Regions from separate parts of the Mus musculus genome. Here region 1 is linked to region 2. A link is a loop called in an ENCODE intact Hi-C map of the cell type or tissue named here. Cell type or tissue: left cerebral cortex. All regions are shown on one strand. Links, peaks and the distances in the headings refer to the core of each region. The heading gives the core; the rest is flanking DNA. Region 1 holds the start of Jagn1 (jagunal homolog 1). Region 2 holds the start of Tatdn2 (TatD DNase domain containing 2).

Region 1 (15,026 bases), core at 1,800-9,799, 260 kb after region 2:
GCAAGACACCATCTCACAAAGCCATGACAAGAATTCTGGGCTGTGGTTTAAATGATAGCTCTGCATCACAGAAACAAAGGCCAGGAGGCCTTGTAGCAACAAGGAACACAGCTCCTATTTCTCCAGCTACAGCTGTCACGTGAAGGAAGCATGTCTCTCTTAATCTAAATTCCCTAGGTCTCAAGCGTATCCTTTTCAATCTCAAGAGCAAGGTTTCACCTCTAGGTGTGCAAGACAAGACCTTGGGTTACAAGGTCTCCAGTAGGAAGGGGCCAAGGGTCCAGAGAGCTTGTCATCCTCTTGCACAGAGGTAAAGCACCAGCTGAAAAACTCAGTGGACTTAAGGAGGCAGTAATTCACCTTAGGAAACGTGGGAGGCAAGGAGAAAAGAAATCACTCTGGCACTCAAGCTCCTTCAAGGCAGGATCCAGTTTGACTCACTCTTCCTTCCTTCCTTCCTTCCTTCCTTCCTTCCTTCCTTCCTTCCTTCCTTCCTTCCTTTCCTTCCTTCCTTCCTTTTCTTTCTTTCTTATTATTTTTTTTTTTCCTGAGACAGGGTTTCTCTGTGTAGCCCTGACTGTCCTGGAACTCACTCTGTAGACCAGGCTGGCCTCAAACTCAGAAATTCGCCCGCCTTTGCCTCCCAAGTGCTGGGATTAAATGCGAGCGCCACCATGCCCGGCTTGGCTTTTTCTTTTAAAAAATGTATCTTATGTGTATGTGTGCACCACATCCACGCCTCTGCTGTGGGAGGCCAGAAGGAGGCATCAAAAGCCCTGGACCTGGAGTTACAGATGGTTGTGAGCCTTCTGATGGGAGTGCTAGGAACTGAATTTAGGTCCTCTGACAGAACAGCAAGTACTCTTACAGCTGAGCCATTGCAAGGGGGGGAGGGGGGTCTCTTCGCCACCACCCCCCACCCCCCACCACCCCCGCCCAAGTAGAGTTAATAATCTTCATGAGATAACAACTCTGTATCTGGTGATATCTCAAACTTCAGGAGTCTGACCCCAAGGAGTCTTTTTAGGCATATTTAGGCACAGCATGGTTTGGTGGAAATTTTCCTGGCGATGACTATCGAGGCCTGTGTAAAGATGAACAACAAATGGCTTTAGAACTAATAGAATATGGCCCACTGGTCAGCACAACCAGGATGCGTGTGCCTGCGAGAGGCGGAGGGCTGAGGAAGGTGTGCCCTGGGGACTTCATGCTGTTACGCAGCATCTCTCTGCGAGTCCTCAGTCATCACGTCACCCCTAATCTATGGGTTGTATGAAAACTCTAAGGGGGTTTCCAGGCCCTCACGAGGCAGTGTCCTTAGCAGGACACAAATAGCGATTGATCTTTTTCAAGCAGGCACTTTAATTTGCTGCTGGAGCAAATTAATGATCCATCCATCACTCTCAGAAAGGACTTAGAGATGGAGACTGTGAGTGACGTCCACCACCCTTAGAAAGAATGTGGAGATGTAGGTTGTTAGTAAAGTTAGGTTAAGATGTTTTAGTTAGTGGCTTTGATCTAGAAAATCTTGGGTTACAACTTAGAAAGGTACACTTTTAAATATTGAGCGAGGGTTGTTTTTTAAGGTCAGAGAACAAGAACAATGACAACCCAGCCAGCTCTAGCTGACCTGCCTCTCTTGCTAACGCTGGGTTGGTGATCAAGATGATTAATTTCTTGTACCCATTTTTGCCCTCAGCTTCCTGATAGGATTTAATAAGAAAAAAAAATTTTTTTTTTGTGGAAGAAAATTTGTTAATGAATAGATCTGCACCCTGAGGATTTAAAGTAGAAATGACTGATTGTTTCTTATATAAAACTGTAGATTTATGATTCTTTTAAGATTTTTATAAGATTATTTTTTTAAGATAAATAATAATTGACTCTTTCTTTGTAATTACAAACTGCAGCCTGCCAGGAAGAGAAACTGGCTGAGACAACTGCTTGCTCACACTTGGTTAATCTATAACAGGTTGCTTAGTTACGAATGCATGTGGGTTCTTGGGAATAATTTTTTTTTCACCCATAATATGTAAAACACTTGATCGTGCAAGGGTATTGGGAAACTTCATTGTAATCATTCACTTAAGGAAAAATAGAATGTAACCACATCGTGATTCAAAGATTTGGCTGGGATACATAAGCTGTAGGTGAAAGGGCTGTTCGAGCTTTGCTTCGTCTACCAAATGTATGTGTGTGTATGCATACATGTGAAGTTGTTGGAGCTTGTTGGAGATTGCATCATCTACCAAGTGTGTGAGTGTGTGTGCCTGTATTACATCACTGCCAACCCCACATCCCCACCTTGGATCACTGAACACAACTGTCAGAGTTGGCCGTCAACAGATAGCTAATTCAATCCCATGTGCACAATAAGCTTAAGGCTTGACTGCACCCTTTGGTCCCAGGCCCTGGGGGAAAGGAAGGAAGTGCATGCTTGGGGACTGGTCCCACTGGATCTCTATCCTAACGTCCATGGCCGTCAGCACCCCTCCTTTCCCCAAGGTGAAATGGAGGGTGCTGTGGGGGCCTGCCCACTCCATGGCAGTGCCCTGAAGGAGTCAGACTACCATGGCATCGCAGGCCCAGAGGGCAGACATTTTTTCTAGTTTTTAATTGGGGTGTGGGAGGGTTTGGGGAGGTTTTCTATCACTGTGTTGTTTTTCTGCTGAGGGTGGAATATTCTGCCCTTTTAATCAAGGTGATTGTGATTTTGACTAATAAAAAGGACTTTATAATTGAAGAAAAAAAAAAAAAAGACTTGACTGCATTGAAACTCTTTGTAAACTTCATGTGACATCTTCCATAAAGATAGGGTCTACAGGTGGTGTCACACGCCTTTAATCTTATCAGGCAGAGGTAGGTGGGTCTCTGAGTTTGATGCCAGCCTGGTCTACAAAGTGAGTTCCAAGAAAGCCTGGAATTACAAGGAGAAACCCCATCTCGAAAAACCACTAAAGGAAGGACAGAGGCAGGTGAGGGAAAGAAAGACTCAGTGCAGAACACAATACAGACAGGATGGATAGATAGCCTGTAAGAGTTTATCAAACAAATAAAGGAACGTAGAAAGATCTCCTTATATGGACGTATTCCTAAACCTCAGGATGGACAGGGTCACCTTTTACCACCCACATCCAGACAGCCCCAAGTTTAGCAGCCACCACACTCCTATGCTGTGCCTTTACACAAACGACTTGCTAATTCCTCACCAAAACCTAAAAATCATGAAATTTTCTCCCTCTAAAAATGTGAAAACTGAGACTCCAATTGGAAATAACCCGAGTTGGAGCTGGAGAGTAGGCTCGCTGCAGTGGAGGCGGTTTGGGTTCATGAACCACAACTCTAGCTTCCAAAATCACTTCTGACGTGTGGTTAGAGACATGGCTTGCCACCTTTCTGGGCTTGGCTCTCAGCACCAACCTCGGGTAGACTCCAAATGCCATGTGTAACTCCAGCTCCAACGCCCTCTACTGGATTCTGCGAGCAGTTGCTCTCACGTGCACAAATACACACACACACACACACACACACGAAATTAAAAATAAAAATCTTTAAAAATGTTAAGGAGTTCTCAGGCCAAGTGCATCCCTGAAAAGCCAGAAGCACTCAGGAGACTAAAGAGAAGGCTGTGAGTTCGAGATCAGCCTGGACGCTACCGTGGGATCTAGACTTGAAAAAGAAAAGTGGCAGTGGCGTTCCCAAGGTCACCCAGGGGGCCAGCACCGAACCACGAGCCTGTGCAGGCTGGATCCCCTCAAAGAATAAGTCGGACCAAGGTGGGCCACGGGGTTTCCCCGGCCTGGAAACAGAGCAGAGGTCGTTAGAGCAGGGGACCTGGCGGGTACACGACAACTGGCTGGGGGGCGACAGCGTGAGGACCACTGGCGTCGCTTCTTCCCAGGATCTGCAGGCTCCGCCGGGAAAGGCCTCGGTACGCCTGGCTCACCTCGTACCTCATCTGGTAGTGCATGGCGACGCGCTCCCGGTGCTGAAAGTCGCTGCCGTCGGTGCCGGCCGCTCGCGGGCCTGCCCGAGACGCCATTGTACAGAACTAAGGCCCCTAACGCCGACCCTCTGCTCACACACCCAGCCAAGCACCCTGCGAACCCCTTCCCTGCTACCTCGGCCCGGCTTTCACTACACGGCGTGGAGCTCCGGGAGAACTTCCGGCCTCTCTATCCTGGGAGGACTGACTCTGTGGTTCCTTCTTCGCGCATGCGTTCTTGGCCTTTCTGAGGTTCTTTGCCAGAGTAGAGCGATTGCGGAATTAACAGTCCCTAGAAATGGTTCACTGACCTGCCCAGAGATCCCATCGTGCAGAACCGAACCCCAGGCCGCTGATGCCGAGCAACCAAGCCCCCAGCAAACCCCTTTTAACTTCATTTAAAGCATTTAAAATAATTACTTGTGTATGGGTGTTTTGTCTGTCTGTCTATGCACCACGTGTGGTTTTTGTGCCTGCAGAGGCTGGAAGAGGACATAGGATAGATTTGCTAGCTATACTGTGAGTGCTGGGATTTAAACCTAGTTCTATTGACCTCTTAACGGCTGACCCAGACCTTAAGTTGTAATTCTTGAGACAGGGCTTCATGTGCTTCATGCTGGCCTCGAACTCTTGACGGTCTTTTTTGCTTCAATCTCCCAAGGCGTGATTATAGTCTTAAACCATACCTAACTAGACTTGGCATCTTTGCCCAGTGGCTTGTTGCACATCTATATTTCCTGAAGCTCCACACAACCTTGGGGTTAGGGTCCAGAGCAAAGACGTTATACAACGAAAAGTATAGGGTGGTCAATGCTGAGAGGCGTCACTCAGAGGCTGAAGCAGTAAAGAGGCATCTCTTCCTCCCTGCAATGCTCTCCATAGTCTGAGACCCTGCGTCCTGAGGGCTAACTGGAACAAAGATGGCTGTGAATATTTGTAATCTCCTCAACGTGAAAGGTGGAGGCAGGAACAGGAGGAGTTCATTGAGGCCAGCCTGGCCTGTGTTGAACGTTTGCCAATAAATTAATTAAATAATTAATAACTGGAGAGTTATTAACAGTGGTTAAGAGTACCTACTGTTTTTGCTAAGGACCCAGATTGTTTGTTTTATTGAGACAGAGTCTCACTATGTCCTGGCATTTGCTATGTGGGTAGCCTTGAACTCACAGAGTGTTCTCCTTGCCGGATGTGTTATACAGCGAATGCATGTCGGGTGCCAGGGGAAGTCAGGAGAGGCCGTCAAACCCCCAAATGCCCTGGAACTGGAGCGCTTGTTGTGAGCTACCATGCAGGCTCTGGAAATCCAACTCAGGTCCTTTTCAAGAACAATCGCTCTTAGCCACTGATCCATCTCACCACCCCTTTGGGGTTTGGCTCCCAACACCTACAGCTCACAACTCACTGAAACTCCAGTTCCAGAGTCTCTAGCACCCTCTTCTGGCCTAGGTGGGCACTGCATTCATACTGTATACAGACCTACACGCAGGTCAAATACCCAAACACACATAAGATTTTTTTAAATTGATTTTTATTTTTTAAGGCAAACAAATGGCTGTACTGGGCATAGGAGTGTATGCCTGTGATCACAGCACTTGGGAAGTTGAAGCATGAGTTTGAGGTCAGCCTAGGCAATACAGTAAGATCTCTTCTACCTACCTACCTACCTACCTACCTACCTACCTACCTACCTACCTATCTGAACATATCTAGTTGCTGTATGGAGACTGGGCTGGAGGGGAGAAAGGTGAAGTCTACTTCAGTAGCAGAAGCAAGAAATAACCCAGTGGCTTTAGAGCTGAACTTGGAAGATCTTAGAGTTGAAATATGGCTGAGGCACCCTGCCAGAGCCGAGGCTGCCAGCAGTGTCCTCAGGGTAATTCAGAGAGCTGTGGGGCCTGCCAGCCTGGGCCTGCTCACCTTCAGAGTCTATGCAGCACCCCAAAAGGACTCACCTCACAAAAATTACATGAAGTTCTATGATCTTTCAGCTTGCTCAGCTCCTGGGGCGGTCTCAATGTAAGGAGGAGCCAAGGATGCATCGTGAAGGAACTATCTCACAGCTCTAACATCATTTGTGAGCCGTATACAAGTTGATGTCAGCAAACATACTCCCAAACTGAACCCCAGTGGGGATTAGATAACTACGACTATCTCCAAAATGCCTCCTGGATTCCCCCAGGACTCAGTGTTATTGGTTTTGGTTGTTTGGTGCATAGTTGTAGAACACTTGTGGAAGGAAGGATTTCAGAAGCCAGAAAATGTGAAGAATTTGTCTGGAAATTGATAGAAAACTCCATGTTCTGCCAATTTTAATCAGTTATAGATAAACATTGGAAACTCCAGATGGCAAATCAATATTTCTATAGACAAAGGGCAGAGTCAGCATTGGATATGGTAAGTTAGCTTTCTTCTTCAGGAAAAAACAACACTAAGCCTTTTTGGGCAATGACATAGTACAAGCCAAATACTCTGCAATCCTTCCATGAAAATAATATAAGGCCTTAGAACTACTCTTTCTTATAACATTATTTAGGCACATAATTCAAATCAGGATTCAAACAAAAAATATAATAAGATAATAAAATAAAATATTGCTGAAAAGCTACAAGAAGAAATACAACATGGAGTTTCTCACTACGTTTCCAATTTTCCAACATTTATTAATTCAAAACTAAAAGAAAATTTCTTTAAAACAAGTATCAGGGGCTAGACAAGCTGTCTCAGCCATTAAGAGCCTTAGCTATTCTTACAGCCAACCCAAGCACCATTCCCATCCTGGTGGTCCACACCATCTATAACTCTGGTTCCAGTGGAGTCGATGCCCTCTTCTGACCTCCTCCTCTGACATCAGGCATGCATCTTGTGCACAGTTGAATGTATCAAGCTTTTAAAATATGATTTATTATTTTATGAATTTTTTGCTTGTATATATCCACACGTGCACCCTGTGGATGCCTGGTGCCCTAAGAGGACAGAAGAGGGTGTCAGATCCAGTAGAACTGGAATTACAGATAGTTGTGAACCACTATATGGGTGCTGGAGCCAAACCTAGGTCCTCTGTAAAGCTCTACTCTATCTGTGAGCTATCTCCCAGCCCCTGTCAAGTCGTCGTCGTCTTCTTCTTCTTTTTCTTCTTCTTCTTCTTCTTCTTCTTCTTCTTCTTCTTCTTCTTCTTCTTCTTCTTCTTCTTCTTCTTCTTCTTCTTCTTCTTCTTCTTCTTCTTCTTCTTCTTCTTCCTTCTCCTCCTCCTCCTCCTCCTCCTCTTCCTCTCCTCCTCCTCTTCCTCTCCTCCCCCCCCCTCTCTCCTTCTTTCCTTTTGTAGAGCTACAAACTCTCTATATAACCCTGGAACTCACTCTGAAGATGGGGCTAGACCTGAGCTCCTGGAGACCTGCCTGCCTCTGCCTTCCAGGCGCTGGGATTAACAGTCCTTTTCAAGCTTATATTGCATGGCTGCACCTTCAGCTGAGTCACAGCCCGGGTACTTCTCTACCCGGAAGTGTCTTGAAAGATCTTCCCATGGTGCGCCTGGTGCTTTCCCTCCCCTCTGTAAGTTTCAAAGGCAGGGACCAGAACTGAGACCCGTGTCCCTGTGTCTCAGCGTGCCTGATGGTGTGTAAACTTTCAAGGAGTATTTACAGAGAGATTAATGTCAGTGAGACTCAAAGGGTCTTTACCCAAAAGCACTCGGATGAATCCCCTCAGGCTAGTGGTCCATCATAGGAAGTCTTTTTCTGCTTTTTTTCTTTAAACCCCCGTGCCTCCTGTGATAAACATAGTGCGCCAGTTTCTTGAGTCAGCCTCTGGCCTATCTGTCAAGAGACACCAAGTACACATGGAATGTTTAATAAATGTTTGGGGCGTGAATGTGGAAGGGAGGGGCCTGACCCTTTGCCTAGAACTTCCTTGCGGAACTGTTTCACTTGGACTTTCTCCTGGCTATGCTGTCTGTCTGAGGGTTGAGCTATTCGTGTTCCAATCTCAAATCTATTGCACCACATCTTTTCCTTTTTTTTTTTTTTTTTTTTTTTTTTTTTTTTTTTTTGAGACAGGGTCTCATGTAACCTAGGCTAGCCCAGAGCTCACTTTCTGTATAGATGAGATGATCCTCCTGCCTCTACCATCTCCCAAGTGAGGGAATAACAGGCCTACATGGCTTTCTTTGGACTCTGATGGTATCATTTCCCCGACCCCACCCCCCAGGACAGTCAATGTCTGCTCACCTGTTGGAGTACAGCTCCTCTCACCTCTCTGGGTCAATAAGCCATTCCGTTCTCCCAACATTTGTTGTCCTAACATGTTGGATTTGTTGTTGTTTGTTTGTGGGGTTTAATTTGTATCTTTTATACTAATTTATTTAATATATGTGACACATACACACGGGGCTTGTGGGAAGGTCAGAAGGTGACTCGCAGGAGTAAGTTCTTTCCATTATGTAGGTCCCAATGATTGAATTCATCGAATTTGTAAGTACCCACAGAGCCATTTTGATGGCCCTCGTGCTGTTTTGAACATCAAGGTCTGTGGTGGTTTGAATATGTTTGGTTCAGGGAGTGGCACTATTAGGTATGGCCTTATTGACAGAAGTGTGTCACTGTGGGTGTAGCCTTTAAGATACTCATCCTAGCTGCGTGGAAGCCAGTCTTCTTCTATAAGCCTTCAGATGGAGATGTAGAACTCTCAACTCCTCCTGTACCATGTCTGCCTGGATGCTGCCATGTTTTTGCTTTGTTGATAATGAACTGAACCTCTGAATCTGTAAGCCAGTCCCAATTAAATGTTGTCCTTATAAGAGTTGCCTAGGTCTTGGTGTCTGTTCACAGTCTGGTGTATAGTGTGAAACTGGGTCCTCTATAGAGGTGTTCAGTGCTCTTGACCACTGAGACAGCTCTCCAACCCCTGTAATAATATGAACATTTTTGTAGAGGTTTTGAGGTAGACATATTTGTGTGTATGTGTTGACTCAAAAAAAAATAAAACCATAACTGCAACTCATTCTGTAGCCCAGGAGGGACCTTAAACACAAAACAGTCAGCTTGCCTCTGCCTCCCAAGTGCTGGGATCCCAGGCCTGAGCCACCACGCCAACTACATTGTTTTCATTTTTTGTTTTCTTCCCAGAACTTGCTTATTAGGAAACAAAGAAAGAAACAACATGAAACAACGAATAAATAAACAAAACTTTTTTTTTTTCTTTGAGGTAAGACCTTTCACTGTGTGGCCCAGGCTGGTCTTAGACTGGTGATGTTTGTGCGTCAGCCTCTGGAGGCTCCGGGTGAGAGAGAGGGGTGTACATCACCACTCCTGGCTCCCATTGCTCATTCGTGCATTTGCTTCTGTTTCCAGCCCAGCTCCTCCAGGTGTGGGCTAAGGCCGTCTTGCTTTCTGATGTATTGTCAGCCCCTAGCGTGGCACACACTGAAAGTACTCGATGAAGGAATGTCGCCTCTTCCAGGGATTGGCTTAGCTCTAAATAATGCATCTCGTGAGAGCCAGTGAGTCCCCACCGGACAGGTGACTACAGGACAGAAAGGCTGTACAGCTCTAGCTTCGTGTTGCTGCCTTAGAATCAGCTTCCTGATCAGCTGTGCCTACGGATGTGTAGGCATTTATAAAGTACTCGTCTTAACCAGTTTGGTGGCACACACCTTTAGTCCCGGCTCTCTGGTGTATAGTGTTTTACACCATATGCATGCAGTGTCCACGGAGGCCTGACGAGGTGACAGATCCCTGGAACTAGAGTTACAAACAATTGTGAGTCGCCATATGGGTGTTGGTAATAGAAACTGGGTCCTCTATGGAGGTATCCAGTGCTTTTGACCACTGAGACAGATCTCCAACCCCTGGAATAATGTTTTTGTAGAGATTTTGATGTAGACATGTGTGTGTGTGTGTGTGTGTGTGTGTGTGTGTGTGTGTTGACTCAATGGGTCATCTTGCTGGCCTAAATTTTATTTTTCTTAGTAGTAGTATCTGTAACAAATGATTATAGATTTTATACTCTTTTTTTTTTTTTTGAGACTTTATAGCTCAGGCTTGTCTTGAATTAGAGATTATCTTTCTGTCTCTTGAGTCATATATTTCATTATACCCAACTTTTGTGATTTCCCACCCCCTTTTTCATGCCAGGTTGCCACTCTGTAGCCCAGGCTAGCTTCATCTATAGCAGTCTTCCTGTCTTGGCTTCCCAAGTGCTGGGGTTGTAGGCATTACAGGCATGAGCTACCTCTCTTAACAAGATATTTTTATTTTGATATTACACATTTCACCTTGTCATAATTGCTGATTTTATTTATTACATATAGCATATTAGCAACAACAATCACTTTTATCCACTGAGCACCTAAGTTACAAATGTTTTTCTATTTTTATTTGTATTAGTTTTTGTTTTGTTTTGTTTTTTTTTCAAGACAGGGTTTCTCTGTGTAGCCCTGGCTGTTCTGGAACTCACTCTGTAGATCGGGCTGGCTTCAAACTCAGAAATCTGCCTGCTTCTGCCTCCCAAGTGCTGGGATTAAAGGCATGCACCACCACTGCCCAGCACAAATGTTTATTATGTGTGTTTTTGGGTTGTGAGACAGGGCCAACTCTATAGCATGAGAGTTTTCAACTCATGGCCCTTCTCACGCCACAGCCTACCAAGTATCATGATGACAGCTCTGAGCCACCATACCTGACTTCAACATGAACGTTACTCCTGACACAGAGGGGAGAACAAAAGGCAGCTCGTGTGAGCACAGACAGCCTGTGTGGGGGCGGAACTCAGACCATAAGCCACATCCATTGCTTCTGTGCCCTCTTGCCTAGTGCCATGGGCAGTACCTCTTCTAAAGCTTTCGAAACATGCCTTCTTCCCCGTTTCAGGGCCTTCTGGAAGCCAGTCTGACTTAAAATCCCTAGGGGAAAGTTTCGAACTCATTCCCCATGCTCTTTTCCCCAGCTGGGGCTGGGGGCTAGGGGAGTGGCTTCACAGGAGACAGAAATAAAATGGAGGGAAGCCTGGGCTGTGCCTGGCCACGCGGTATTGCCAGGAGGCTGGGAGGTGAGGGGGAGGTGAGGAGCTGGGGTATATGGCTACTAGAGAGCAGATGGTGGGGGATTGCCGTGGTGGGTATATAAGGGACATGGTTGGAACAAGTATGCTTGGGTAGTGTTGGGTTGTGGTGAGGGGACTCTATAGGGGTGACCCAAGGAGAACCTGCGTTAATCAGAATCGAAGAGTACTTTGACTGCTTTGTCATGGCTGAGGTCGCAGTTCTGTCCCCTGCCCACTCCTGGGTTCTTCTCTGCTCCTTGTGCTAAGGGCTGAAAACAGAGGCATCAAGGACACAGGAGCTTCAGAGACATGGACAGGGGGTGGGCAGGATGGAGGGTCCTTCTGCCAGTTATTGGGGAAGGTTTTCCTGAGGCGGCAACGGGGAACCTGGGACTTCTAGGTGGCCTGTGTGGAGTCCTGAGTATGACACAAGCTGTACCACAGGTAAAGAGACTGGCTGTGCAGGGCCTTACAGCCCCAGCAGGCAAGAACCAGAGAACAGCACTACAGGGAGGAAAACAGGCATGTGAGCCCAATACCACCCCAACCAGAGCTGGGATGCCCAGACTGATACCTTGAGTTACAAACCATAGTAGTTACCTAAATTAGTTAAGGCTCCATAGAAGTGCAGAGTCAGCTCCTTTGTCACATCAGTCATGTTGCCAAGGGCTCAGTGTGGGTAGCAGCTATGGTACTGGAGAGCACAAACCTAGATGGTCTTCAGTAGAAACGTTCTCTTGGCCAGCACTAAACCTCAGGAGGGCTCTATTGCTCAAGGGCCCATGGGGCAAAGCAGGCTCCACCGTCTGGCTGCCCGTGGAGTTTCTGGACTATAGGTGACTTTCAGGTCCCTCACAGCACCAGGAGGTGTGACTCACCTCCTGCCAGCGTGAAGCGGACTCTGTCCCCTGAGACAGGGACAAATCAGTGCGGGCCTCTTTAGCACTGACTTCAGCTTCTCCACTCAGTGTGACCACAGCTTGGGTCGGAGAAACAATGGAGTGAGTGAGGCTGAGGCTGGGGAGCAGCTGGGGAGTGGGTGGGGGTGGTGGACGCTGGCTCAGTCGTAGTTACTGTGGACTCCGGGGAAATGGGTGGTCAGATGAGAGACTGGGGCAGAGGGTTGCTGCGTGGCGGTTGGGGCGCATTGGGTCAAAGAAAGAAAGAGAAGGACCCCTCCCTTCTCGCTAACCAGATAAGCTTCTGCCTGTGTTCTAGGTCCAACACAATCCAACTGACAAGGATGGACTACGCCATGAAGTCTCTCAGCCTCCTGTACCCCAGGTCGCTGTCCAGGTGAGGGGAGCCAGGAACAGAAAGGAAGGGGGAAACCAAGGAGCCATCAGTTAGAACTTCTTAAACTTTTAATGGGTATAAAAGCCATTTAGGGGCTGGCTGTGGCTGTGTGTGTGGGGGGGGGCGGTTATGCTTTTAACCCCAGCACTCAGGAGGCAGAGGCAGGAAGATCTTTGTGAGTTCAAGGTCAGCTTGATCTCCAGTTCCAGGTTAGCCAGGGCTACAGAGGCTACCCTGTCTCAGAGAAACAAAGTCATGTGGGTGTGTAGTGGAAACACAGATACGGGCAGGCATCGTGGCTGGCATATAATTTGAATCCTGGCACTTGGGGAGCAAAGGCAAGTGGATCTTGGTGAATCTGAGGACAGTGTAGTATGCATAGAAAGTTCCAGGTCAACTAGAGCTACATAGTGAGATACTATCTCAAAAACAGACAAGCAAGCAGAGAATCCATTAAAACAAAACAAGCAAAAAAAAAAAAAATCTTACCATAAGCCGTGACAGATCTGATTTAGATCTGAGCTGCCTACAGTGGTGTCCAAGCCTGCAGTCTGGACAAGTGCCAGGTTACACTCTTCTCGAGTGCCACCATTGTGGTTCCTGTCATATCTGGAGTAGAGAGGGCCAGGCTCTGCACTGGGCACCTTCATTGCTGATCTCCCAGGAGCCTCATGCCTACACTGGGGAGTGGGGGCTAATATGTCAAGTCAATAGATGGGGAAACTGGCAAGCTGAGCATTCTGTCACCTGTCGCCTAGCAACTCTGTAGCAAAGACAAACTTTGAACTTGAACCCAGAAAGCCCCAGACTCACATCCTCTCTGCTCCTTTTTTTCTACCCCATGGATCCGAGTGTCCAAAAATACTCTATAGGCTGCCTCCCCCATTTTACCCAACTTTACAGCGAACTGAACAAGGCCACAGAGCAGAGTAGCCCAGAGGGGAATGTGGCTAGTCCAAGAACCAGACAACACTGACAGTTTGGGGACTTGTTAGACATAGAAACCCTTGGGCTCAACTCACAGCCACAGAAGTGAGTCTGATTTAAGCAAGATTTCTGCTGATTTTCCTGCCCATCCAAATTGGAAGCACACCCTCAGATGGGCTTTGAGAAAGCCACCTGGAGGGGCCATGATTGGCTGGAGGGAAGGGTCAGATGTGAGCTCAGTAGGCAGGGGTGGGCAGCAGGCAGGTCATCTGATGTTCAAACTAATGTCCCCAGGCATGTGGCAGTGAGCACGGCAGTGGTGACCCAACAGCTGGTGTCTAAGCCCAGCCGGGAGACCCCGAGGGCCAGGCCCTGTCGTGTTAGCACCGCAGATCGGAAGGTTCGCAAAGGCATCATGGCTCACAGCTTGGAGGACCTCCTGAACAAGGTAAGGAATTTGCCTGTACTCTGCATCGGCTCTCCTCAGGCCTGAGAGTTGACACTGCTAACCACTTCAGTCTTTCAGGCTTGTGTGTGCGTGCATGCGCATGTGCGTGTGTTGTTTTCTTAAGAAAGCTTCCTTTCACTGGGCGGTGGTGGTACATGCCTTTAATCCTAGCACTTGGGAGGCAGAGGCAGGCGGATTTCTGCGTTCAAGGCCAGCCTGGTCTACAGAGTGAGTTGCAGGACAGCCAGGGCTACACAGAGAAACCCTGTCTCGAAAAAAAAAAAGGTTCCTTTCTGATGTCAGCGCTGGAGGGTTGGCATTACGTGCCTGGAGAGCTGTGTGTGTGACAGAGAGGTGACATGGTCAAGTGACAGAGGGAGGGCAGTACTTTGCTGTCTTACACGCTAATAGTGGCTGGGTGGTATTTTCTTCATGAAAAGGCTCTCAGTTCTTTTTCCTATTACACTTGGAAAATGAGCCAGGTATGGTGTGTCATGCCTGAGAGCCCAGGACTTGACACACACACACACACACACACACACCCCAACATCCCTTTCACTCACACACAGTAAAACTACACAAAACATAAAAACAACCTTCCAGAAGTGTCAGGAGTTGAGGAAACAGGATTTCAGTGCTTCCGGTCTGCATCTCCTACCCGCCCCCACACTACTTTCCCTGCATCTGTCTCTCCCAAGCTGGAACTTCCAGGAAAGCCTTTCTTTGAAAAATTAGTACTCCCTGATTAGTGGAAACCCAGGGCTGCCAGCTGCGGTACTAGGAGAAGCATGCAGTCTGGAGAGCAGGGCCCTGTTCCCATCATGCCTCTCCCTGCCCCTACCCCCTTCTAATTTTGCTTCTACCTGTTGTGTCGACCCATTAGTATTAGCTGCATGGGGCTGGAACCCTTACATCTGCAGGTCCAGGTGCCCCACACAAGCCAAACGTTTGAAGTAGGTTTTCAGTTACAATCAATTTAGCATGCAGAGAGCGTAGAGGTTTCTAACACATTCATGCAAATTTACTCTGCTCTTCCTAGGAACTGATTTTTTTTTTTTTTTTTTTTTTTTGTCTATGAGACATGTAGCTGAACCTGCCTTGAATCAAAAGGACTGGCTTACTCTTGGCTCCAGGGACCACTTCCATCATTAGGGTCTTCTTATCATATCCCCTTCCAACACTTTACATCCATACCCCCCACCCCAGACATTGGGTCATGGCTAAGGCTGGGGGTTTTCCTTGTCAGTGGGTACTTTAAGAAAGGCTTAGAGTTGTAGAATTTGAGACCTCCTAGTTAGGGTTCCATTGCCAGGGAACACAGGGAGCCCTGGGGGA
Region 2 (15,026 bases), core at 3,788-11,787:
CAGCCAGGGCTACACAGAGAAACCCTATCTGGGAGGGGGCGGGGGAAATGGCATACTAACAGCCCTTACTGGGAAGTTCAACCACTAAAGAAAATGCCTGAAGGAAAGCAGACTAGAGCCAGTACCTGGTGCTGTTCAGGAACTGGAGTAGTACACTTGTGAGAGTAGTCCAGCCCCATTTCCCCAAATGCCACAGCCTTGGGGTGGCGTAAGGCATGCAAAAGCTTTCTTTCTTGACTCTCATTATAGTATCGTGCAAAATGAGGGTGACAGCCAAAAGCCCCCCAAACCAGATCTTCTTTCAGAAGTTCCTCCCATAGGCCATCAGTCAGTGTCCTTGGATCACAGAAGTCAGAGATGCAGCCTTGAAACTCCTTAGGGAAGGAGCTGCTATAAATCTTTCTGAACTTTGTAAAGGTCCCCTTGAAAGACAGCTTGGAGTAGAGCATGTCTAGATGACAGTGGGTATCGATGAAGCCCTCTTCCAGGCTCAGCTCTCTGTGGCTCCTTGGCAAAGAGCTGGATGTGTGTTCTCTGGTGTGGTGAAGTGGTGTCTCCTCTTGGAATGTCCTCTTCCCCTTCACCTCCTCCTCCTCTGTGCTTCTGGAGAACCGAAGTGAGTGGGAATTCTGGAACCTACCTTCCTGGGCAATGTCTAGGCCTTTGGAGATGCTCTGGGACTTGGAGGAGTGAACACTCAGAAGATCCTGGCTGCTCTTCCCAGCCTGTGCCGAGTCATGGTTGCTGGATCCCACTAATGGATAACCAGGTGTCTTATGGCTGCTAGTCCAGTAGCTGGCATAGTCACACCATGGGCTACTATACAAATGAGGAGGGTACATTACACAGTCAGTGGGGAAGGAAGAGGATTCTGAAACTGCTGAGTATTTCAGTGGGACAGGTTCCTCTTGGGAGAACCTCACAGTGGCCAGCTCATCCACATCTGACCAGTCACTCCCTGAAGAGGGATGCTCCATCACCACCTCTCTGTCTGTGTGCTGCAGAGAAGAAAAGCAACAAGTCAGCTCTCCTATGGGTGACCCAACCCCTCCCTCACCCAATGCTGTGGTTGCAGAATGGTCTCTCCCCCCCAGAACAGACACTGACCTTAATCCCACTCTGCGGTTACAAAGGGTGTAAACTTAGCCTAACTTTGTGATTCAAAGGCCTTTGCAATGCAATCAGTTCAGATGAAAGCCATCAGTGTGGAACCTGATGATTGAACACTGGGACTCAAGGCAGAATTTCTCAGACTCCCTTGAAGCTAGATATTACTGCCTTTCCAGATGCTTCTAAATAAGTGTGAGAAGATTCAACGTGTACAATTTTTAAACCAAGTTCTCAAGAGAAAAGAAGTATATTATTTCCTTTTGTTTCATCTGCTTTCTACTGGCCAATGTCTAAGTAACAAACTCAATTCTATCACCATCCCCAATTTAGGCTATAAGATCGATACTGGGCTGGTGAGATGGCTCAGGGGGTAAGAACACTGACTGCTTTTCCGAAGGTCCTGAGTTCGAATCCCAGCAACCACATGGTGGCTCACAACTACCCGTAATGAGATCTGACACCCTCTTCTGGTGTGTCTAAAGACAGCTTCAATGTACTTATTTATAATAATAAATAAATCTTTGGGCCAGAACAAGCAGGGATGGAGCGAGCAGGGTCGACAGGAGTGAATGGGGTTGACCAGAGTGAGCAGAGGTCCTAAATTCAATTCCCAACAACCACATGAGGGCTCACAACCATCTGTACAGCTACAGTGTACTCACATAAAATAAATAAATGAATCTTTTAAAAAAAAATCGATACTGTATTTAGCAGGGTAGAGCATCAACACAGAAGAAGGCACCAAGATCCCTGCAGTTGGGATGGGACCCATCTTCTTAAGACAAAATTTTATTTTGTTTAAGCCACTATCATGTTGGTCTTTTTCAATAAAGGCAAACCTACACCCTACATTTAATAGAATTTTAAAGCATTTTTTAAAAAGCTGATTTGAAGTTTATTAATAACTGAAAGGAATGGCAGAAGAGAGACACTAATTTCCTGGAGTCCATGTTGAATAAAGCACTGCTTACGATCCTCAGAGGAGCTAGGAGTTAAGAGTTCTAGCCTAGAATTCCTAAGGCCCTGAGTCTGATCCTCCTAATGGTGGGAAACAGAGGTCAGGACGGGGGATGAAACTAAAAATAGTTTCATCTATATCACTTAGGATCAAACTAGAAAGACTAAATGACAAATATATGTAACTAAGAGAATTCAAAACCCAAAAACTAAACCAAAGAAATCTGGTGTGTGTTCATTTACCTTTTGAATATCTGCATGAGAGTCAGAGTTATCAAAAAATTCTAGGGCTGGAGAGGGTTTGTCAATAACTGTCCTTCGGTCCCCAAGCAGCTCCTCACTACTTTTCTTCACAGAATCTATGATCACTCTTCTGTCACTGAAGCTGCTCCTGTCTAGCGCAGACGCTTCCTTCTCCACACTGACCTTCGTATGTGACTCTTCTTTCTGAGAAACAGTAACTGTAACCTTTGCAGCTGGTCCCTCCTCAACGCTCTTGACCAGTTCTTCCCGGCTCCTGGACCGTCCTTCCCCACTCCTGGACGGTCCGTCCCTGCTCCTGGCTGGTCCTTCCACCTTCTTGCTTGGTCCTTCCACCTTCCTGCTTGGTCCTTCCTGATTAGGACAGTCTCCCAAGCTTGCCTTCCCCTGAGTGGTGGCAGCTTCTCCCTTCTTCTTGGGCATTGACTTCCCCAGGATGCCCTGGATGGCCTTCAGGTAGATCATTCTTGAGCCCTGGTCTTGAGGCCTGTCCTTCTTCCTTTTCTGGAACTTGTTGGGTTCCTCCATAGCATCACTCTGACCCTCAGCTTCTGTTGCAAATTCAGAGTTCGTAGAGCGGCAAGAACTATCTTTAGAATCAACCTGGAATTTAAAAGAAACTTTCAAAGGTTTGTTCCAAGAGCAATTTTCTACCTGCTACACTTAGTCGATGACAAGTCATTAGTGGGTCCATCAGCACAAGGGAAATCAAAGTGAGTGTGACAAGGTTAAGACTCTCCCAGAGAGGAGTTTCTCCCTCTCTACTGTGGAAAGCTCATATAATAAATAAGGTTTCAGTCACTTAAAATTCACTTCTAAAATGCAGCATGATCTCCTCTTGCCAGAGTGAGCAGGGAGCATGGAGATGTAACAGTAGAGTTGCAGTGGGAAGTGATTACACACTTCACACTAGACAAAATAACAGTTCATTGTTTTCTCACTGGAAGTGGCCCAGTCCTACTACAAAAATCAGGAAACCTAAGACCCTGACAAAGGATAGGACTGGCTCAATGAACCCAAGTCCCCCGGTCCTAAGTAAGTTCTTTTGCCCCTATGGCCTAACCTTCCTTCAAGTCTTCTCTTTCCCCAAACTGTAACCTTACTGCTAGAAGGGTACTTTCCCAAATATGACCTCAGCATGCACCAAGTCATTCTCACACCCACTCCCCACCTCCAGAAACACAGATAACTCCTCAGCCCTATTCTATCTTCTGTATGCACTCACTCCAAGAGTCCACAGGGGAGCCGCACTCAGCCTAGCATGGTCCAGCCCTCCCAAAGGCAACAGACCATGAAAACCTCCCCAGCTGTAAAACACAGCATACATGAACCCAGGGCATTCTACACTCTCTGCAGCTTGAGGATTTATATTAAGTTCCTCACAAAGTAAATACACTCTCTCAGACAGATACAGTGGCACACGCCTATAATCACAACACTAAGCTAAGGTAGGATGACCACTGTAAATGAGTCAGCCTGGGCTACATATTGAGTTCCATGTAAGTCTGAGTTATGTACTACAACTCTGGTTTCAGAAAATAAAAATAAAAGAAGCAGAAGCAGTGAGATGGTTCGACAACAAGAAGTTATTTCCCTCCAGGCGTGGTGGCATACGCCTTTAATTCCAATACTTGGGAGGCAGAAGCTGGAGGATTTCTGAGTTTGAGGCCAGCCTGGTCTACAGAGTGAGTTCCAGGACAGTCAGGGCTATACAGAGAAACCCTGTCTTGAAAAACCAAAAAAAAAAAAAAGAGAGAGAGAGAGAAGTTACTTCCCACGAGGCCTAATGAACAGGAAGCTGCAGCAGGACACCCCTCCCAGCACAGACAAGAGGATCAGGATTTCAAGGCCAAATTAAGCTGTGAGACCCTCTCAATATAAACCTAAGAGTCAACTTCTGACTTAAGAAATAACAAGAGACCCTGTCTCGAAAAACCAAAAAAGAAAAAAAAGAGATAACAAGAGGGCAAAGTGAGGTGGACCTCAGGTCTGTCTATTAACAGCAGCAGGCAATATATAACTCAGTGACAGAGACTTGCCTAGCATATTGAGGTCCCAAGGCAAACTCAGCAGGGAGTAAATAAAATAAAATGTTGGAACATCTTCCTTTTGAACACTCTGTGTGCTGACACTGAGAGCTCTGAGCTGAAAGCTTGGAGCACACAAAGCCAAGTGTGCACCTGTTGAAGTTAAAGAAGGCAGGGCTGGGTAGGACAATGAGTAAGCAACCTGAGGCGGCCTGGGAAAATGGTCTCATCAATGTCCTTCAGCTGTGCCAGCACACAACACCTGAGACTCAAGACCAACACGGTCACAGGGAAGGAGGCCTACACTTCCTAAGGTCAAGGGGAATCTTCCCAGGCCTCTCATCACACAGCGCCTGGCTCCGTGACCCAAAAGAATGTTGGGCATACAATAACACTCAAGTACTGACTATAACTACCAAAGGAGACCCCAGCGGCCTTCATGAAAGATAAAACCAGGCTAGGATTAGACTCAAACAGATCAGAGGCCATACCCTCAACTAACTGGCAACAGGCAGCATAGCCTGAGCCTGAAAATTCCTGTCCCTGACACTGGGGTTCTGTGTCAAAAATGCAATCATCTAGCATCAATACTGTCCAAAACCCACATGGATGAACTAGTAACAAACTTAAGTTGTATGAGCAAAGGTTCGTATTTACCTGACTTAATCTGAGCCACAGTCAGTACTATTCTGCCAAAGATAACTTTTCAATTCGCCATTATTTGTGAACTTAGAAAAATTCCTCTTGCCCTCCAGAGATCAGGCTATAATCTCTATTAATGAGAAAACATGGGACATGGGCTGAAGATGAAACTCAGTTGTAGAGCATGTGATTAGAAAACAATATACTTGGCGTTGGAGAGGTGGGTATGGCGCTTTCAGAGGACCCAAGTTCAATTCCCAGCATCCACGTGGCAGCTCACGACTGTCTGTAACTCCAGTTCCAGGCAACCTGATACCCTCACACATTCAGGCAAAAGACCAATACACATGAAATAAAAATAAATAAATTTAAAAAGAAAAGAAGCCGGGTGTGGTGGTGCACGCCTTTAATCCCAGCACTTGGGAGGTAGAGGCAGGTGGATTTCTGAGTTCGAGGCCAGCCTGGTCTACAGAGTGAGTTCCAGGACAGCCAGAGCTATACTGAGAAACCCTGTCTCGAAAAACTCAAAAAAAAGAAAGAAAGAAAGAAAAGGGAAGAAAAACACTTAGACAAAGAGCTTTCCGAGTTAAACAGCCAAGACTCTGCTTCATCTATGAACCCACCAAGAAAGTCAAATGCAGTGACACATGCCTGTGCCTCCAGAACTCAGAAGGGAGAGATGGAGGACTGGGAGTTCAAGGTCCTCCTTGGCTACATATGGAGTTCAACCTAGACTAAATGAACCTTTCTAAAAAAGAAACCATCAGGAAAGGTGTTAAACTCCCTTTCCTTAGACTACCTTTGCTGTTTTTCCTAGGGGCAGCCCATCTTCCCCCAAAATGAGACTTTCTCATTGTGTTTACACTCTTCTACATACACACTTTTTAAGACTACCAGAACTCTAAAATCTACATTTTAGTATCAGTAGAAGAGTAGGGACCTTTGTTTTGCAGTTACTGAAGAACCTCACACTCCTAGAACACTGCCTGGCACTCAAAACCTGATGCAGGTCTGCTTTAGAAGCATCCCCCAATCTGCTCCAAGAACTTACAAATCCCGGTGTGTTTCCCCTGCGGAACTAGACTTGAGCTGATCTCCAAAGATAACTACTAATAAACTAAAAAAGTACCCAAGCCAGGTGTAGTGACATACACCTTTAAAGCAGGCAGGGATCTGTGGGATTCAGGACAGCTTGGTCTATAGGAGACCCTGTCTCAAAAATCCAAAACCCTGTTAACCAAACAGAGAATGCCAACATGCAGAAATCCACAACTTTGGTGAAAAGCCACACTAAGAGTCCATTTCCTGAGCTGCAATTCAGAGCGGTTCTAAGTACAAAGACCATTTAATTTTATTTTTAATTAAGTGCACGTATGTGGGTTAAGTGCACATGAAGATAGATACCCATGGGAGCCCGAGGAATGGGAGCTGGAATTACAGGGGCTTGTGAACCACCTGACCTGGGCTCTCAGAACCTGTGTCCTCCTTCAGCAGCTGTATGTGCCTTCTTCTCTCCAGCCCCAAGGGCAAACTCTATAAATTGACCGAAATCTACATCATCTTTCCTGGGCATTATTCCACCTTCCATTGTGCTGATCCTCCAGTTCCACTGTCCATTTACAATCACTCGAAGGTTGCAGAGATCCCTCCAAACTATCTATAATCACTCTCTCTGGGATGGCAGACCACAACCATTATCAGGCTTTCCTAGTAGTTCCAAATGCCACCAAGTTTGAAAACCCCCTCCATACTGAGCTCTACCCCTCAACACCCTCCCCCTCGCCCCCCCCCACACACACACCAGGCCCTCCACAGGAAAGATCTAATTTTTATTCTCTTCCCACCAAATGTCTTCTCTCCACCCCTCAAACCACGTGCAAGGGACTTCACTGTTTGCCAGACGTCGCTGCCACGTACCTTAACGCTACAAGCTTCCTTCCGTAGAGAAGCCATTTCTTCTAGAGAGGAGTGGGCAGGGTGCAGAGGGGACCCCTTGGACGTAAATAGTCTCCGAGGGCTCGCAATCAGGAAGCCAGGGGAAGCGGCCTCACCCACACCTGAGCCCGAAGAGAGAGAGGACGAAGAAGAGGAAGAGGAGGTGCGACGGCGGACTGAGCTCCGAGGAGCGCGGGCCACATCGTCCCCGCGCCGGACTTTCAGACGCTGGGGGCTGCTGGCCCCTCGAGGACGCGACGCACACCTGCGACCTGGCCGGCTGGAGGGGGCCACATTGCCGGGCTCCCGGGGGCGGCTGCGCTTGCTGGGACACCCTTCCGACGTGCTGCCCCAGTGATACTTGACCTTGCGCCGCTCCGACGCCATGGGCACCTGCCAGGGACAGAGGAACGACGATTGTAGCAGCAGCCTTGGCGGCTGCTCGCCTCACACCGCCGGGAAGCCGCTAGGGCAACGGCGGGAATCGGCCCCACTGACCTTTCCCGTTCCTGTCGTCTGCCCATTCCAGTGCTACGGGCTTCGGGGACGCCACAGCGCTCCGAGAAGCGTCCGCGGGCCGAGCGCCGAGCCCGAACAACGCGCAGCCCAAGTCCGCGAGCGCGGCTGTCAACAGCGCGCCACTCCCGAGACGCCGAGGCGCTTCCGGCGCGGCGCGGCGCGGTGCAGCGGTCTGCCTTCCGAAGCCCTGCGCGGGGGGCCGAGCGCGTGCGGAGCCGCCTTTTGGGCCGCACGCGCCCGCAGGCCCCGGACGCCAAGGGCGGGCCGCGGGCGGGGTGGCCGCTCGCCTCCCGCCGCCCCGTCCCGCCCCGGGCCTGAGGGAGCCACTGGCCTCCGGAGCCGCGCGCCGGAAGTCACCTCCGCTCCTCCAGCTGACCCGGCCCAGCGCCGCACCGCGCCCTCATCCAAGGCCTCGGCCCCGCCGCCTACTTCGCAACCTCGGCGTCAGCTCCGCGGAACCTGCCCAGCGGCCGGCGGCCGGCGTGCGGCAGGGGCGGAGCCGGCGTCAGGGACGGCGCCGATTGCTCCAACGGGAGAGGGGCGTGACTTCGGGCAAGACGGAGCGCGCCTGTTGGTCCGACGTTCTGGGGCGTGCCCCTACGCCTCACGAAGCTCTGTGGTTGGTTGGGAGCGATATGTGGCGGAGCTTCTCACGTGGCCCTGGATCCGCGCGAAGGGCCTGCTGGGGACGCCCGGGAGCCGAAAATACCGATGGAGGGTAACTTGGCGGGCCTCTTGGTACCGGACGCGCGTGCCAAACATTGTCACTCACTCACCTACTCACCCATCCCCCCTCCCCCTTTTTTTTTTTTTTTTAAAAAAAACAACGCAGGAAACTGTGGCTCGATAAAAACCAAGCGACACACCCAGAAAGTGACGGAATTGGGGTTAGCAGGCACAAGCCATACACACACAAAAAACAGAACCAGGCCTGCCGGATAGACCTGTAAAACCAACTGCTCAGGAAGAAGAGGCAGGACGATTGACAAAGTCCAGCCTAGACGTTTTAGAACCTGACTACAACTAAAAAAATTTTAATAGCGGGGGGTGGGGAGAACAGAGAGGTGCCTGAAGCAGCCATAGTAGCTCACATTGGTAATTCCATTTGGGTCGCTGAGGCTGGGGAACTGCTGAGTTCGAAGCCAGTTTGGGATAGCTAATGAGTTCCGATCAACCTAGGCTTCCGAGTGAGATCAAAAGAAAAGAAAAAAAAAGAGAGAGAGAGAGAAAGAAAAGAAGAGATATAACCCCACATCAAGAGAGCCGTAGGACAGAGGATCCAGAGTTCAAGGTCACCTCCTAACTTCTTGAGACCCTGTTTCAAACCTTCCCACACCAACCCCAGAAAAGGTAATGATTGCAGCTCAATAGCAGAGCACTTACAGGAGAAGCAAGCTTTTGATCCTAATCACCAAATTACCCAGGTGTCACACAAGTCTGTAAGTAATCGCAGCCCTCTGGAGGTGTTGGAGGGGAGGGTCAGGAATTCCAGACCAGCCTGTGACACTTAAAATGCCCCCGCCCCCCAGAACCAAAACAGTAAAGAAAAGAGTTTGTCCTACTACTTCATTCCCAGACTGCTCTTGGCCAACAGCTGTGGTGGCAAGAACTAAAGGCTCTCCACACTCAGCTGGCCTTCACTTTTTTTTTTTTTTTTAATTACCCAATGCAGGAGCCAAACCCATGGAATAGCACCTCCCATACTCAGAGTCTTCTGTCTTCAGTTCATCCTCTCGGTAAACTCCCTCCTAGTCACAGCCAGAGCATATCTAACTCCTAGAGGGTTGTTAACCCAAGTTCACAGTGAAGGTTAACCATCCCAGAAGCCATCTCTATTTGTTTGTGGGGTTTTTCTTTTTTTTTTGGGGGGGGGGGTGTCGTTTTGTTGTTTTGGTTTGATTTGATTCTTTCAAGACAGGCTCTCTCTGTGAAATCTTGACTGTCCTGGAACTAGGTCTGCCAACCAGGCTGGTCTCAAACTCATAAAATTCTGCCTGCCTCTGCCTCCCAAGTGCTGGGATTAGAGACACGTGTGTGCTGCCACCACCACCTGGCAACCATCCCTATTTGTAACAGTAAAAATAAAAGCAACTTTAATATCCATGAAGGGTTATACAAGTGCCCCAAGCCCTGCAAAGGTGGCATTGCTGATAAAAACCCTCCCTAAAGTGACAATGTACTAAATCACTGGCCACAACCATGAAGTCTTAAGTTCAAATACCAGGACCCACATAAAAGCTGGCTGTACAGCAAGGGTATATACAATCTAAGCACTTCTACATCAACAGAGATGGGCCAGCTAGCCTTGTGTAACAGCAAACTAAAATACATACATACATACATACATACATACATACATACATACCTTGTGGAAGAAGGATTGAAAACCCAAGTCATCTCTTGAGCTCCATATGCACATGGTTGTGTGCACACCACATGCACATACATAAATATGCATACATACATTGTACAAACAATACATACAGAAATGAAAGCAAAAGCAAGAATCCTTGAGCCAAACATATTCGGTACACAAATTCACCCAGACACAAAATTATAAGACAGCTGCTAGATTACAAACATTTTTATTTTGTCACTATAATGGAATTCTTTTTTTAAATAGTGAATTAGAAATAGCTTTGTTAGCCGGGCATGGTGGCGCACGCCTTTAATCCCAGCACTCGGGAGGCAGAGGCAGGCGGATTTCTGAGTTCGAGGCCAGCCTGGTCTACAAAGTGAGGTCCCGGACAGCCAGGGCTATACAGAGAAACCCTGTCTCGAAAAAACAAAAAAAAAACAAAAAAAAAAAGAAAGAAATAGCTTTGTTTTACAAAACATGTTTGCAACATGACTTTTCAAAAATATATTCACTTCATAAACATTTTCTACATGGCAGAGCCATGAACTACATACCTTTTACTCCATTGAGAACACAGAACAGATACATTTTCAAAGTGCTTCTGCAGCCGCTGCACCCATCCTCCCAAGAGCTGAATAGAGCAGCTCTGTTCTTCCCCAGGGAGAACAGAGCAGGGTTATCTTACAAGGATACTGAGCTACCACCCACCAAGTGATTGACTTAACTAGCAGCAGAATCAAACATGAGACTGTTTCTCATGCTTCTTCACCTAGCTATAAATAACACACAACCTCTGAGTCTCCATTAAAATAAATATGGGCACAATGGGAGGTCGAAGGTGAAAAGCAGGCAGTTCCTAAATACCGGTGGCTTACAGGATCACCAACTGAAGAAGGAGAAAGCCTACGGAGTCCTTTGCCAACCGTCCTGCTTTTGCAGTCCTGAACTTGAGAACTTGCGGAGACACCGGCTGTAGGTCTTTTAAGAAGTGGGAATTTGCAGAAAGCTGTCTACAAATATGACTGACAGATGATAACTCTGGAAAACGCCACGGATGCTGCAGGATTGCTCTGTCCGTTGTGGAGAACTAAGAGGTTTGGGGGCAACAGCATCTCTTGGGGTGGTCAACAACGTGGGTTCCCCGGAACCACAAAAACCACCCAAATCCTTGGATCACATACAAGGTGTTCCACTTCACAGCCCTCTAACTAAGACGACTCAGAGAGGAGGAGTGCTTCCTGGATATGGTGTCTGTATAAGCTGAGGTCCCCTACCCCCACCCCCCTGCAACTCGACTCTGATGAAGCCATGTTTCCTTCTGTTCAGGCTGATGTTTGGGTTGTGTGGGTCTCAACAGACCTTGGGCAGCCAAAGACCTCTTCCCTGCCTGGACGTTTGTCTGTCCAGTTGAGAATAAGGGTCTTCAGCTGTGCGCTGGTCATCAGGGTCCAAAGAGCTCGCTGCTGTCCAGTCTCTCTTCTTTGTAGAGTACGATGTTCTCCATCAGTCTCCTTTTGGCTTCATTGATCTCAATTTTCCATGAAGTCTCTGTAGCTGATGTTCAGCAGAAAACAGAAAGAGAGTACCTTCAGCAAGTGTTGCCGTTAAAATTCTCTGAGTCAGACCTTATCAGAGTCTCATGCCAAGTTTGTGAAACAGGCCCAAATACAAGTAGCATGTCATAGCTTATGCCGTTGCAGGGAAGTCTGCACCCTCCCCCATAGACACTCTAACACTCCGGCTCCCCCAATCCCCACCACACATATACACCTTTTCCACAAAGAGGCTCCCATATTCCCACAGTCATGGGAGAAGTGTGGCCATCAACAATAATCATAGCTATTTCTGTTATGAAATATAATGCGTCAAGGGGGTACCCGGTGGACTCATGACAAAGCACACCCCTGAGAAGTTACACCAAGCAACAAATCTGGTATAAGGTGATTTATTTGGGGGAGGGGAGGGGAGTGAGGACCCAGAGAAGGGGTAGAAGCAGACGAGTAGAACGGGGGGGGGGGGGGAGAGACTGTCCAGAAACACATGGTAACAGAGAGAGAAAGGAGAAAGAGCTAGATAGTGGGCAATCCTTGTATACACAGCCCGCACCTGAAGCACCTGGCTGCAGTGGCACGTGAGGACTGTTGCTAGGTCCCTGGGAGGAGCCTGGTGGAATCACCTGTATGCTAACATCCCTCCTTTTTCGTTTCATTACAAATGAGGAACTAGAAAAGGGTGATGGTTGGGCAGGAGTCAGGCACTGTGCTCTTTTAACTATTTCCTGTTGACCAAGAGCAATGTCATAACAGGGGACCCTAAGAAAATTGAGATGCTGGCCAAGTCCTGGGAGGGCTGGCTGCTTTACTGCTGTCCAGGCTGTGGGACCATCTAGGGGAAGGAGTGTGCGGGCCCAGTTGGAGCAGTCTGAGAGACAGGACAAGAGCATCCCTGGGGAGCTGCTCTGGCACATTGGGCCATGTGAGATCTGTCACATGGCATGATTTTATGGTGCCTGTCGCTTAGGTCATAACAGTTTCTAAATTCTCCTTCCTCCCCAGTGGAGTGGTCTAGACTACCAGTGAGTCACATTCACAAGGCCTGGTGATGCCTCGTCAAAAAGGCCTCAACTTTTATTTCACTAGGAAGCCTGGCATATTTGGACCCAAGTGCCAGTGATGGAGGGTGTCTTTAGAAGTTATTGGCAAGGAAAAAGAGGCAGGCAAGAGGGACCACACAAGGTCCTGCTGGGCCCAGAGAAGTGGTTTTAAGTACAACAGGTATGTGCCAAGCAGTGTGTTTTTATAACCCACTCTAGAAGGGCATAGTGGCACATATACCTGCAATCCCAAAATAAATAGACAAGGGTTCACGAGATAGCCCAGGTGAAACTCTGTCTCAAACTATTTAATTATTTTTTTCCTTTGCTGTGTGTATATGTGTGCATGCACACATATACCTACGTGGGCATGTGCATACATGACAAGGTGTGTTTGTAGAAGTCAGGGCATCAATCTTCTCCTTTTACCGTATGATAAACCAGGTTCATACATAGTCAGGTTGTCAGGCTTTGATGTCAGCACCTTTAACCTGCTGGCCATTTTACCAGTCATGTGAGCCCAGCACCTGGGAGGTGAAGGCAGGAGGATCAGGAGTTCAAGGGCATCCTCAGCTATATAGGAAGGTCCATATTATTTTAGGCTACACGAGACACATGATCTCTCAAAATTAAAAAAAAAAATAGATTACTTATATATATATAGAAGTATTATATATTATATATCCTATATTATGTGTGTAAATAATATATAATATTATATATATATATATACATACATACATATATGTATACACACACACACACACAAAATGAGGCCCTACATCCAGTCCAGTACTGCAAAAATGCATCAAAAAAATTAAAATCTGGGGACTGGAAAGATGGCTTAGTAGTTAAGAACATTTACTGCTTGGTCGTCCAAAGAACTCAGGTTCGATTCCCAGCACCCACATGTTAGCTCACAATCATCTGCAACTCCAGTTTCAGGCTGTCTTGCCTCTTCAGGTACTGTGCATATGCATTCCACAGATATACACAGAGACAGAACACCCATACACATAAAATCAGATTTTAAACTTAAAAAAATTCAGTAAATATCACTCTCTCTCTGGATCCTGGAAGAAGAAGTAGTGAGAGCGGGGCGTAGTGGCGCACACCTTTAATCCCAGCACTTGGGAGGCAGAAACAGGCGGATTTCTGAGTTCGAGGCCAGCCTGGTCTACAAAGTGAGTTCCAGGACAGCCAGGGCTATACAGAGAAACCCTGTCTTGAAAAACCAAAATAAAATAAAAAAAAAGAAGTAGTGAGCCAGAGACATGCGTGGAACAAAGCTGAGGACCGCCACACAGCTGTCCTAGCAAATGGGAAGTAGGTATGACCAAGGCGCAGTACAAAGATGGAGGTGTGAAAGTCTAAGAGGCAGGAGAGTGGTCGGAAACAATAGTCACTGGTGTGCTGAACTTCCTCTCTGTGTGTCCACTGTGCAGTGAATGCCTGAATTACTAACAAAAACCATGAATTAGGAAAAGAGAGGAGGGATGGCCTAAGTTAGGGTCACAGGAGTGATTCAGCATGGGCACCTCACCCTCCCAAGCTTACCGTTCTGGGGTGTCTGTGGGCCTGTGCAAGCCTCTGACGAGGAGTCAGCCTCCTGTCTCCCACTGGTGGATGGCTGTGCTGCTCCATGTCCCGTGAAGAGTGGAGAGGAGGCAGCCCCTGGGCACGATGCCATCATAACCAAAGAAGGGACGCTGAGGCTGGAATTGTCAACGTCATCTGTTTCCTCCGGGGTATTGGAAGATGAGCCTGTGGCCTCAGAAACCCTGCTCCAGGGAAGGGACAGCTGCCCTCGGAGTTGCTCCTCCACCCCGGCCAGGGAGACTCGTGCCTTGGAGGAGGAGACAGACAAGCAGCCGTATCAGTCGCTGACACTAAAGCTGAAGGGGCTCTAGCAGAGATAAGCACGCAAGGCAAACCCAGCCCCTCCCCCCAGCAGAGCAAACACTGCAGACAGGTTTTGACCTTTTACCCCGGTTTCCTCTCTCTTGCTTAACAACCATTACATTCCTAAAGCTGGCCCTCAAGCTATTCCCTTATTTGGTCACTGATTCATTCCTAAGACAAAACACCAAAGTCCAACTATCAAAACTCATTTTGTGGCTAATATGCTCAGTCAGGATATACCAACCCACCCTAGCAGACACATTTCCCCCCTCCCTCCACACACATCCCTTAAACCCCCCACTCCCACAGAAACACCCTCTCTTGCTTCTCTTGTCTGCTTGTTTTTCTTTCTGTTGCTGCTGCTGCTACTTTTATAACCTCTCCCACCCCTCACCCCCTGCTTGCTGGTCTGGGGAAATAAATCTCATTTGTGCTGAGTGCTTGGTCTGGGAATGTCTTGCGTCCATGCCGGTCCTTTCAAAGGCCGAAGGCCATCACATGGTCTCCTGGGAATTATAATCAAATGCCTGCTGCAGATGAATGTGTGAGCCCAGGCGGTCCAATCACTGCACCCCAGACTTCTGATGGCAAAGACTGGGCCAGGTGTGGGCAAGTGTCTGTGACCTTGAGTTGATTGCAGAGCCTTGGGGGCGGGGGTACCAGGCAAACGTGCTACATGGAGCTACATTGGGACCTTCTCCCTTGTCTCACGTCTGAGCTA

What was found. Hi-C counts contacts between places; a loop is a spot of excess contacts. Peaks named below come from ENCODE experiments on the same cell type or tissue, not always from the same donor. Only the 100,000 strongest peaks of a DNase experiment are listed, where the experiment ranks them.
Region 1: it touches region 2 in a loop (2.3-fold over the local background); 3 of 42 quality-filtered maps call a loop at or near these places.

The regions. Positions count from the first base shown.
Region 1 is chr6:113,431,725-113,446,750 of GRCm38, reverse strand. It overlaps Jagn1 (jagunal homolog 1), which reads right to left and starts at 4,182. Exons shown (of 2, transcript NM_026365.3): 1 at 3,954-4,182. The coding sequence starts at 4,042. Gm52871 (a long non-coding RNA gene) reads right to left here and starts at 12,246. Exons shown (of 2, transcript XR_003956347.1): 1 at 11,621-12,246; 2 at 9,153-9,720. It overlaps Cidec (cell death-inducing DFFA-like effector c), which reads left to right and starts at 10,991. Exons shown (of 6, transcript NM_001301295.1): 1 at 10,991-11,037; 2 at 12,239-12,316; 3 at 13,538-13,691. The coding sequence starts at 12,264. In left cerebral cortex, for the core only: CTCF peaks have their summits at 3,466 (motif pointing left) and 5,428 (motif pointing left); DNase peaks (open chromatin) are centred at 3,487, 3,749, 4,205 and 5,412; H3K4me3 peaks cover 1,515 bases; H3K27ac peaks cover 959 bases.
Region 2 is chr6:113,690,006-113,705,031 of GRCm38, reverse strand. It overlaps Irak2 (interleukin-1 receptor-associated kinase 2), which reads right to left. Exons shown (of 13, transcript NM_172161.4): 12 at 13,961-14,249; 13 at 10,006-11,364. The coding sequence ends at 11,252. Tatdn2 (TatD DNase domain containing 2) reads right to left here and starts at 7,982. Exons shown (of 8, transcript NM_001347356.1): 1 at 7,431-7,982; 2 at 6,915-7,325; 3 at 2,311-2,931; 4 at 126-998. The coding sequence starts at 7,319. In left cerebral cortex, for the core only: a CTCF peak has its summit at 7,336; DNase peaks (open chromatin) are centred at 7,294 and 8,038; H3K4me3 peaks cover 2,675 bases; H3K27ac peaks cover 1,350 bases.